Linked DNA regions of Homo sapiens: region 1 is linked to region 2. A link is an interaction called in ENCODE POLR2A ChIA-PET data of the cell type or tissue named here. Cell type or tissue: CD4-positive, alpha-beta T cell. All regions are shown on one strand. Links, peaks and the distances in the headings refer to the core of each region. The heading gives the core; the rest is flanking DNA.

What was found. ChIA-PET counts read pairs that join two places held together with the same protein. Peaks named below come from ENCODE experiments on the same cell type or tissue, not always from the same donor. Only the 100,000 strongest peaks of a DNase experiment are listed, where the experiment ranks them.
Region 1: POLR2A ChIA-PET joins it to region 2 with 6 read pairs; 1 of 35 experiments calls an interaction of 5 or more read pairs at or near these places.

Annotation. Positions count from the first base shown.
Region 1 is chr20:1,128,060-1,134,127 of GRCh38, reverse strand. The region is part of intron 3 of PSMF1 (proteasome inhibitor subunit 1); the gene reads right to left. Among named protein-coding and RNA genes, the nearest start is that of PSMF1, 12 kb to the right of the region's middle. In CD4-positive, alpha-beta T cell, for the core only: no CTCF peak of the experiment used is centred there; a DNase peak (open chromatin) is centred at 3,097.
Region 2 is chr20:1,222,995-1,228,856 of GRCh38, reverse strand. It overlaps RAD21L1 (RAD21 cohesin complex component like 1), which reads right to left and starts at 2,813. Exons shown (of 14, transcript NM_001384355.1): 1 at 2,717-2,813; 2 at 260-435. The coding sequence starts at 403. RefSeq lists a silencer at 2,552-2,601. In CD4-positive, alpha-beta T cell, for the core only: a CTCF peak has its summit at 1,914; DNase peaks (open chromatin) are centred at 1,926, 2,806, 2,896 and 4,196; H3K4me3 peaks cover 1,876 bases; H3K27ac peaks cover 256 bases.

The DNA of each region.
Region 1 (6,068 bases), core at 350-5,349, 95 kb after region 2:
GCAAGCAGAAGTAATAAAGGTAAGAACAGAAGTCAATAAAAAAGAAAAACAAGAGAGAAAATGAAACAAAGTCAATTCTTCAAAAAAAAAGAATAAAACTGACCAACTCCTGGCGAGACTGACAAATACAAAGAGAGGACACAGTCACCAATAACAAGAACGAAACAGGAGATATTACAATAGATCTGTAGCCACTGAAAGGATAATAAGAGAATACTAAGAACAACTTAATCCAACAACTCAGAATAGACCAATTCTTAAAAACCATAAACTACAACTCAGCCAAAATGAAATAGATAATCTGAATAGTTCCATTAAAGAAACTGAATTACACTTAACATTCTAAAAAAATAAAATAAAAAAACAAAAACCAAAAATCTCCAGGCTCAGATGATTTCAGGAAGAATTCTACCAAACATTCAAAGAAGAATTAACACCAATTTTACAGTCACTTCTAGAAAATATATGAGGAGGGAATACGTTCCAATCCATTTCATGAGACCAGTATTACTCTGGTATCAAAACCAGGCAAAGACTACACCAAAAAAAAAAAAAAAATATATATATATATACACATATATAGACTAGTATATCCTATGAACTTACACACAAAAAAAATCCTCAACAAAATATGAGCAAATTGAATTTAAAAATGTATAAAAAGAACTATATGCCATGACCAAGTATGATTTGTTCTAGGCATGCAAGACTGGTTAATAGTCACAAATCAATCAACGTAATCTACCATATCAATAAGCTATGGAAGAAAAATCATATGATCATATCAATTGATACAGAAAAAAGCTTTTGACAAAATCCAACATGATAAATCCATTCAAGATTAAAAACTCTCAACAAACTAAGAATAAAGGGGAACTTCTTTAACCTGATAAAGAACATTTACAAAAAACCTACCCCTAACAATATACTTTACTGTGAAAGACTGAATGCTTTGCTCCTAAGATTGGGAACGAGGAAAGCATATTCTTTCTCATCACTCTTATTTAACATAATATTGGACATCCTGACCACTGCAATAAGGCAAGAAAAACAAAAGGCATTCATATTAGCAAGTAAGGAATAAAACTGTCCCTATTTGCAAATGACATGATAGTCTACCCTGAAATTCCCAAGGAATCTACCAAAAAAAAAAAAAAACAAAAAAACCCTAAACACCTTGAATTCAGCAAGGTGACAGGATAGAAGAGTTCAACACAGGAAAATCAACTACATTTCTACACACTAACAATGAACATTTGAAAACCAAAACAAAGGACAGAATATGCCATTCATAATCATCTCCCTTTCTGCTTTAAACAAATAACAAGCTATGTACAGGATCTATATGTTGAAAATTACAAATGATACTGATGGAAATCAAATAAAACCTAAATATTAATAAATGGAGAGATAAGATATATCATGTTCATAGCAAGAATGTCAATTCTCCCCAAACTAATCTATAGGTTTAATGCAACTCCTATCAAAATCCTAGCAAGGTTTTTCATAGATATACACAAGCTTACTCTAAAGTTTATATGAAAAGGCACAGAGGCCAGGTGCGGTGGCTCACGTCTGTAATCCCAGCACTTTGGGAGGCTAAGATGGGTGGGTCACGAGGTCAGGAGATCGAGACCATCCTGGCTAACATGGTAAAACCCCGTCTCTACTAAAAATACAAAAAATTAGCCAGGCATGGTGGCACGCATCTGTAGTCCCAGCTACTCAGAAGGTTGAGGCAGGAGAATCACTTGAACCCCGGAGGCAGAGGTTGAAGTGAGCCAAGATCACACCACTGCACTCCAGCCTGAGCCTTTTTGAGACACAGTGAGACTCTGTCTCAAACAAAGAAAAAAAAAAAGAAAGAAAAAAGAAAAAAAAGAAAAGGCACAGAACCTAGAATAGCTACAACTACCTTGACGAAGAAAAAGTGGGAGGAATTATTCTACTCAATATTAAGGCCTACAATAATCAATACTGATAGAGTAATATTGACAGAGGAAGAGACATAGAGATCAATGGAAAAGAACAAGGGATCCAGAGATAGATCCACAGATGTACAGACAACTGATTTTTGACAAAGTTTCAAAAGTAATTCAATGAAGGAATAACAAATGATGTTGGGGCCATTGGACATCCATGGGTAAAAAATGAGCTGCTTGCCTGCCCAAGCTGGGTGGGAGGGTAAATTCAAGTCTTCTTTCCTTTTAATCAGATCAGAGGGAGGCCTCTGATCTCCCTAGGCATGTGTAAAATTCAGGCCTGATTAAAAAACCACCAGGTCCTGAAGGAGAAGTTCTCACACAATTTCTAAGCCTTGAAAGAACAACTGCCATTTTGGTTGTGGCAAAAGACAGCCTACCATCTCATCCGACACAGAAAGGGTACAGCAGAATGGAACACAATAGGTTTATATTTCTTAGCAAATCACAGTTTGCTCACTGAGGAGCACAAATTGCTGGAAGAGGCAAGACATGCCACAATGACCTAATAAAGAGGGCTACATGGAGGAAGCTATGGCTGAAAGGCATAGGAGGGAGACAGGGCCTCTGATCAGGAGGCAGAGCCATACCTCAGCTTTCACCGCCCATTTCCACGGAGATGACTCCTGGTGATCACATTTTTTTCCCCTTTGTGTATTTTACTAAGAGCTGGACTAAGCGCTAAGCACTCTATGTGCTGACATCTCATTCCATTCTCAGAAAAACCCTGAGGTAGTACTATTGTGTCCCTCATTTCACAGTAATCAAAAAACAAAACAAAACACAACACATATCCCCTCCCTCACACACAAACCCCTCAAACAAATGTACTTAAAAAACAAATAGAGACAGGATCACAATTCTCTTTCAGTATTGCTGAACAGACGGAATGCTCTAATGAGCATGAATGGCCAGTATAATTCCTAGGTTCTTCCACAGGTTTTGTCAATTTCTCTCCCAGTGGAAGTCCAGAGTGAAGAAGTCAAGAGACCACACTCCAAATGTCCCTCCCTTACCCACTAAGAGGGGCCAGGGTGTCAGGGAGTGTGCAACACCCAGAGGCGCGGCATTCTGCCGGCCAGGCCTGGCTCACTTCCCCCTTTCCTCAGAGGCGCAGCATTCTGCCGGCCAGGCCTGGCTCACTTCCCCTTCCCTCCCTTTGTCTATTGCATGCAGAAGACACCCAAACCCTGCCCTCAAGGAGATCACAGGCAAGGAGGGAAGACCAACCCTAAGAAGGTAAATGTAAAATATCTGATGGATTAAATGCTTAAAAAATGATGTTTTGATCCAGGGCAACACAGCAAAGACCTCATCTCTACAAAAAATAAAAAACTGGCTGGGCATGGTGGCACATGCCTGTAGACCCAATTATTTGGGAGGCTCAGGTGGGAGGGTCACTTGAGCCCAGTAGGTTGAGGCTGCTTGGCCTGTTTATAAGTGAGCTGATTGTGCCACTGTACTCCAGCCTGCCTGGGCAACAGAGGGAAACCTGACTCCAAAAAAAACATTTTACTAAAATGTTTTGAAGCTGTAAGCCTGGGGGCCAGAGGAAGCTTCTCTAAGGAACTGACGTTTAAATCGGTAACCAAAAGATAAACAGGAGTTGGCTACGTGAGGTCAGGGAGAGCACTTTAGACAGAGGGAAGAGGTCTGAAGAGGGCAGAAGAATGACACTGTGGCTGAAGCACAGGGATGCGGGGAAGGCAGTACAAGGTGAGATTGAAGGGGTGAATGCTTTAAGGCCTCATCAAGGATTGTGCTCTTTATCCTAACAGCAATGAGTATTCCCTAAAGACTTTTAACTGTGGTAAAATATGCATAAAATTTACCATCTTAACCATTTTTAAGTGTTCAGTACTGTTAAGTACATTAACACTGTTGTGCAATCACCTACCATCCATCTCCAGATCTCTTTTCATTTTGCAAAACAAACTCTGTACCCATTAATCACTAACTCCCCTTCCTATTCCCCTCTTGCCCCAGTATCTGGCAACCACCATCCACTGTCTGTCTCTACAAATTTGACTAATCTAGGTACTTTTAATAGAATCACACAGAATTTGTCCTTTTGTGAATGGCTTATTTAATTTAGTATAATGTCTTCAAGGTTCATCCATGTTGTAGCACGGGCCAGAATTTCCTTCCTTTTTAAAGCCGAATAATATTCTACTGTATTTACATACCAAATTTTGTTCATCCATTCATCTTATCAATGGACAGCCAAGCTGCTTTCACCTTTTGGCTACTGTGAATAATGCTTCTACGAACATGGGTGTACAAATATCTTTTCAAGACCTACTTTCAATTCTTTTGGGTATATGCCCGGAAGTGGACATGCAGGATTATACGGTAATTTTTTGAAGAACTGTCATATTGTTTTCCATAGTGGCTGCACCATTTTACATTCCCAAGAGTGCACAAGAGTTCCAATTTCTCCACATCCTTGACAACGCTTGTTTATTTTCTGGTTATTCTGATACTACCCATCGTAATGGGTGTGAAGCAGCATCACTGAAGGGTTTTAAGCCAGAGTTGTTAACTATGATCTGATCTATGTCTGAAAGACTGGTCCAACTGCTGCGTGGGAAATACACTGGAGGGTGGCATGCAGGAGGGGAATATGTAAAAGACCTCCTCACACAGAAGCTGCATGGAAGAGGGGAGGAGAAATGAGGAGTGGCCAGAATGTGGAGGCCAGTGGTTTGAAAGTCTGTGAGGACTGGAATAGGTTCAAAGAGGGTATTGCTGATTAGATACTATTAAATGCAACAGGGTTTCTGGGCAGTTCTGAGGTTCGGTTAAGGTTTGATAACTGTGCATTTATAGTGATGCCAAGCTCACTCTAAAACTCTGAGGGTGGCTAGGTGCGGTAGCTCACACCTGTAATCCCATCACTTGAGGTCAGGAGTTCGACACCAGCCTGGCCAACAGCAAAACCCTGTCTCTATTAAAAACGCAAAAATTGGCTGGGTGCAGTGGCTCACGCCTGTAATCCCAGCACTTTGGGAGGCCAAGGCAGGTGGATCACGAGGTCAGGAGATCGAGACCATCCTGGCTAACATGGTGAAACCCCATCTCTACTAAAATACAAAAAAAAAAAATTGCCAGGCGTGGTGGTGGGCACCTGTAGTCCCAGCTACTCGGGAGGCTGAGGCAGGAGAATGGCGTGAACCCGGGAGGTAGAGCTTGCAGTGAGCCGAGATCGCGCCACTGCACTCCAGCCTGGGTGACAGAGCAAGACTCCGTCTCAAAAAACAAAACAAAAAAACGCAAAAATTAGCTGGGTGTGGTGGTGCACACCTGTAATCCCAGTTACTCGGGAAGCTGAGGCAGAAGAATTGCTTGAACAGTCACACTGTACTCCAGCCTGGGTGACAGAACTAGACTCCACCTCAAAAAAATAAAATAAAATAAAAAATAAAACCCTGAGGAGGTCAATGAAGATGGGGGGAAAATCCCTATAATGGAATAAAGCAGACATAAATCAGCTTAACTATATATAAAACAGATAATTTCATTATACTGATTTTAAAAACAAGCACTAATCTAAGTACCTTTGGAACACACTACTCTGCCTACATCTTTTGTGGAACATAGTTAAAAGACAAAAAGAACTGGAAATAAGTCATTTGGAACTTTACTTAATAGGTTTGTTCTTGGTAGGCACTGATGTAGCAATTCAGAAAATATTTGTGTGTATTCTAGGATCAAATAAATAAGTAAATACATTGATGCTGCTGGGAATCAGGGTTCTCACCACAGGAGAAGGGAGATATAAGTATGGAATAAGAGAAAAAGAATCCTGTAGTGTTATATTAAAAACAGAGGTGGCAATTTAAACTTATAAGGAAAAATTTTCCTAGCTCTATCTGCTGAAAAGGTCTAGAATCATACTACTGTATGATACCAACTATGTGACACTCTAGAAAAGGCAAAACTATGGAGACAGTCAAAAGATCAGTGGTTGCCAGCAGTTAGGGAAAAGGGAGTGAAGAATAGGAGAAGCACAGATTTTTAGGGTAGTCAAACTATTCTGTGTGATACTATGATAGACACACATTCTCATCTGTTTGTCAAAACCCA
Region 2 (5,862 bases), core at 1-5,000:
GAAAGGAATATGAATACGCATAAAATATGGCCTTTGTCCCTTAGGGTCCAATCTATCTATGATAGACATATGAAAAAGTTAATTACCAACAGAAACCAATAGGTTTGTTATAACACTAAATGCTATAGGAATTAAAGGAAAGACCATTTGACAAGTAAAACTTCCTTGAAAATGTATTTCATGATATAAGTGTATCTTAATGTCTTTCCTCCTCCAAAGTCATGATAAATACAAGCTATCATTTTAATCAGTAACATACCTTGGGTGAAAGAATTTTTTCAATGGTTATCTCTAGATTACATTCAAATACATGGGCCTTTGTGAGTTTCTTCTCCCAGTGAGCTGCAAGCCATATTTTGGCCAATGGCCCTCGTTTACTCATAAGCACATGTGTGTAGAACATGTTGCCTGTGTTCCTTACTTGTATTTAACAAACTAGAGAGAACACGAAAAGAAATTTAAAATTTTATTACAAAAACTTTTTATTGCTATAAGAAAAATATGTATTAATTCTACAAAATAACATTCAGATTATGTTCTAATTCAATTATTCAATACAATTTATTCTCTTGTAAATAAGAGAAACTTATTTAGAATATAAAATTATAACCTAATGACAAAGCTCTAGTAAATTGTGAACTACACCTCTACACCGGGCTTAAATGCATCCTGATTAATGATTTCTTCATACATGTCACTTATTTTATCCAAAAAAGGATTTGAGTTCTCTTCTTACTAACATGGTCAAATAAAGGAGGAAGGCTGAAAATATAAGATATGGAAATAAGAAACAAGAATAGGAAAAGGTAGACAAAACCAAGAAAAGCTAATACAGGGCACCTCTTTTCTAAAACTTAATAATTTAAGAAGGATTGGATTATTGATTTATACGCAGGTGTTGAATTTCATTGCCCTCTTCAAGATACTCTGGTTTATTCAACAATATTTTAATTTTTGAAGTTAAAATCACGGGACTCCAAAAAGTGGAGTGGAGTGGAGTTTCCATTCCATAAAGTGGAAAAATGAAGAAAACAAGAAACTATAAGAAAATAATTAGAAGGCAAGGGAAGAAACACGAATCAAATTTAAATGTTTTGAAATAAGAACGATAAAAGAAAACCTTCACTTAAAACAAAGAGAAGGAATTAATGCACATTTTTACAAACTGTACTATTCTTGGTAACACCATAGGGCTCTATCACTAAGCTAAAGATGAGAAGGGATGTTATAGCACTTTGGTTGACTTCTAGGGAAGAATCAAATTATTGCTTACATATAAGTAATCTTACACTGCCACTATGGAAGCTTCTTTTTGCTTCTTTTCTACTTAAGATACTGATAAAAGAGAAAACTGAGCCAAGACGAACACAAAGTCGGCGAAAGAATTAAAAACTTAGGTAAACTTCCATCAGTGTCTATTTGTACCGCAAGAATTCAATCATTATGCCCCAACTAAAGGTGACGCAATCCGCCAAACCATGTTCCCCTACGGGGCAGCTGGAGATTTTAATGCATATGGCTTGTACCTTGCGCTGGTTCCACTACTTTCCTTTTTAGTCTGTGTGTTTCGCTCTCTCGGAATAAATTCCTATTTATCTTTTTAAATGGCTCCCAGTGGTGTGAGGTACTTTTAAAATGTACTTTTTGGCCTGGCGCAGTGGCTCACGCCTGTAATCCCAGCACTGTGGGAGGCTGAGGCGGGCGGATCACTTTGATGCCAGGAACTGGAGACCAGCCTGGCCAACATGGTGAAACCCCGTCTCTACTAAAAGTACAAAAAGTAGCCAGGCACGGTGGCGGGCGTCTGTAATCCCAGCTACTTGGGAGGCTGAGGCAGGAGAATCGCTCGAACCCGGGAGACGGAGGCTGCAATGAGCCGCGATCGCCCTACTGCACTCCAGCCTGGGCGACAGAGGGCGACTCCGTCTCAAAAAAATCAAATGTACTTTTTAAGTGATGGACTTCTTAAAAGAGAAAACAAACAAAGAAAAAACCCAAACCCTGAGATTTGCTATTCCTGAGACATTGATTTTCCCGAGCACATATTACCTAACCTTTTTCCCCTCCCCACAAAATACGCACACAAACTCCCCCCGCACCCTCCCGCCCCACGTCCCGGAGGCTTTTTCAGTCTCCAGATTGAACTGACTTCGTGCAACGTGAAGCCACCGGGATGGGGCCACTCCGTGGAAACCGGCCCGCAAAGGGCAGGGTGGCGGCGGTGGCGGGGAGGGAGCGAAGGGAGGGAGGAAGGGGTCGGAAGGGGACCGGGCGGGGACCCTGGGAGAGGGGCGTGGGGAGAGAGGGCTGAGCCGGGCAGGGCGAGACCCTTCCGGGCGTGAGGGAGGGGAAAGCAAAGTGCAGGGGCTGGGAAGAGCTGACGGCCACGCTCAGGGGCAGGGGGACGCCAAAGGCTCCTCCACAGACGACTCCTCAGAGTTCCGGGCCGGGTGCTCACAGAGGGAAACTGAGGCCACAGCGCCCATTTTCTTCCGCGTGCGGGCGAGGAGACCCCGGGTCGCGCCTCCAGCCCCAGCTGGGCTGCGGGCGACGACCTTTCTTCCTCAGGCGGGACCCTCCGGGCTTGGCGCCGCGAGCTAACACGGCGTGAGGCGCCGGCGCCGGGTGCGTGTGGGAATGTGGGTGGCGGCGGCCCCCATCTCCCAGCCCGCCTACAGCACTCGGGGTCCGGCCGGCCTCTCAGGCTGCGCCCTACTTTCAAAGCCTCGTCTGAGGTGTGGCGTGCCAGAGCAGGGGCTGCGAGGAGTCGCCAAGTCAGCTTGGCCGGGTTCTTGGCGCCGCTGGGCGTCTGCAATGCGCGGCAGGCGCGGGGCGGGGAGGGGCGGGGCGTGGAGAAGGCGGGGCAGTGGGCGAGGGCGGGGCGTGCAGGGGACGGGGCGGAGCAGTGGGCGAGGGGCGGGGCGTGCAGGGGACGGGGCGGGGCAGTGGGCGAGGGCGGGGCGTGCAGGGGACGGGGCGGGGCGTGCAGGAGACGGGGCGGGGCAGTGGGCGATGGACGGGACTGACAGGGGATGGGGCGGGGCAGTGGGCGAGGGGCGGGGCGTGCAGGGGATGGAGAGGGACGGGCAGGACATGGGGAGGGGCGTGGAGGGGTATGGACGGGCGGGGCGGGGCAGTGGCTGAGGGACCGGGGGCAGGGGGCGGGGAAGGGCGGGCCAGCGACCGAGGGACTGGGCGCGGCGGCGGCGGCGGCGGCTGGGGGTACGGACAGAGTAGGGCAGTGCGCTAGAGTGGAGAGGACCGGGACTGAGAGGGACGAGGGCGCAGGGCGTTGGTGGGGACAGTGGACGGGGCAGGAGGGATAGAGTCAGACAGTGAGCAAGGCGCACCGGTCCTAGTGCGCAGTCTCCGGCTTTGTCCTGGCGCTCGGACCTGAGACACCTGAGCAGGGGCATGACAGGGATGGGGCCTGGGCCCCATAGTCCTGTTGTGAAAGGTGATCTTTCTGGCTGATCTCTGAACATCCCTATGATGCAGTCCAGTCTCTTCTCTTCCACTTATAGCTGGAGGTCACTGGAGAAATTCTTTAATCCCTTGAACCTCAGATTTTCTCATCTGTAAAGTGAAAATAATAAAAGTACTCGCGCCGTAGGATATTGTAAGAAATAAATAAAATGAACCATGAAAAGAGCCAAGCAATAATAAGTGCTCTACAAATATTAGCTATTATTATTATTGTTATTATTAAAAAGATTATTCACATTGACCTGCCCTTTGGGGACAGCAAATATTTTCCAGCCTGGAATATCACAGTTCTCAGTAGTCAAGGCCAAGTGCTAGAACCTGAGAAAAATCCTGCAAGAGCATCAGGATGCAAGGCTGGTTTCCTCTCTTGAGTTTGATAGTAAATACTAATAAATCTTGGAGCGGCAATGGCATCCAATATAAGGTTATTGATAAGGTTCAGGCTCCTGGCTGGGCATTTTCATGGGTTGTCTCATTGACTCTTCAAACAATCTCACAAAAGTAGTTACTGGTTTTCCCCTTTTGAATAAGGAAAGGGCTGGAGAAAAAATAGCAACCTGTCTAGGGTCACGTGGTTGGGAATTGTAGAGACAGGATTCAAATTGAATTCAAATTGAAGTTTAGCTCCCAATTTCCGACCTCAGGAAATGATGTCACGGCAACCATTCAAGAGGATGTCTGGGAGACACCCTTGGTGCCACCCTCATGTCTACTTCAATGCCAGCCCATCAGCAAGCCCATCACTCCACCTTCAAATATGACTTTCATCTACCCCTTCTCAAGATCTCCACCGACTCCACCCTAGTCTAAGCCACCTCTCTCCTGGAAAAGCTCCAACCTCCTGAGCGGTCTCCTTCCTGTCACTCACCTCCCTAAAGCCCATTCTCTACACCAGGGGTTCCCAACCCCGGGTGGGAACAGGGCCGCACAGCAGGAGGTGAACAGTGGACGAGGGAGCCTCACCGCCTGAGCTTCGCCTCCTGTCACATCAGCCGCGCATTAGATTCTCACAGGAGCGCGAAACCTATTGGGAACTGCACATGCGAGGGATCTAGGTTGCCCGCTCCTCACGAGAATCTCATGACCCCCCGCCCACTCGGCTCGTGGAATAATTGTCTTCCACAAAACTGGTCCCTGGTGCCAAATAGGTTGGAGACTGCTGCTCTACACTGAAGCCAGAGGGGTCTTTGAAAAATATAGATCATGGCCAGGTGTGGTGGCTCACGCCTGTAATCCCAGCACTTTGGGAGGCCAAGGCAGGCGGATCACCTGAGGCCAGGAGTTCCAGACCAGCCTGGCCAACACGGCGAAACCCCGTCTCCACTGAAAATACAAAAATTAGCCAGGAGTGGTGGTGGGTGCCTGTAATCCCAGCTACTCGGGAGGTTGAGGCAGGAAAATCGCTTGAACCGAGGAGGCAGAGATTGCAGTGAGCCAAGTTTGCGCCCCTGCACTCCAGCCTGGGCAACAGAGAGACTCTGTCTCAAAATATAGATCAAATCCTATTACCAGCTGTAGGGTCCAGCCCTACAGGGCTTAGCGGGTGTTCTCCCCGTGTGTGGAGAGGAGAGATTGTAATAAATAAAGACACAAGACAAAGAGATAAAGAGAAAACAGTTGGGCCCGGGCGACCACTACCATCAAGATGCGGAGACTGGTAGTGGCCCCGAATGGCTGGGCTTGCTGATATTTATTGCATACAAGACAAGGGGTCAGGGTAAGAAGGGTGAATCTTCTTCTTTTTTTTTTTAATTTTACTTTAAGTTCTAGGGTACATGTGCACAACGTGCAGGTTTGTTACGTAAGTATGTATGTGCCATGTTGGTGTGCTGCACCCATCAACTTGTCATTTACATTAGGTATATCTCCTTTTTTTTTGAGATGGAGTTTCGCTCTTGTTGCCCAGGCTGGAGTGCAATGGTGCAATCTCAGCTCACAGCAACCTCTGCCTCCTGGGTTCAAGCCATTCTCCTACCTCAGCCTCCGGAGTAGCTGGGATTACAGGCATGTGCCACGACGCCCACCTAATTTTGTGTGTTTTTTTTAAATAGAGACGGGGTTTCTCCCTGTTGGTCAGGCTGGTCTTGAACTCCCGACCTCAGGTGATCCACCGGCCTCGGCCTCCCAAAGTGCTGGGATTACAGGCGTGAGCCACCTCGCCCAGCCTACATTAGGTATATCTCCTAATGCTATCCCTCCCCCCTCCCCCCACCCCCCAGCAGGCCCCGGTGTGTGATGTTCCCTACCCTGTGTCCATGTGTTCTCATTGTTCAATTCCCACCTATGAGTGAGAACATGTGGTGTTTGGTTTTCTGTCCTTGCGATAGTTTGCTCAGAATGATGGTTTCCAGCTTCATCCATGTCCCTATAAAGGAC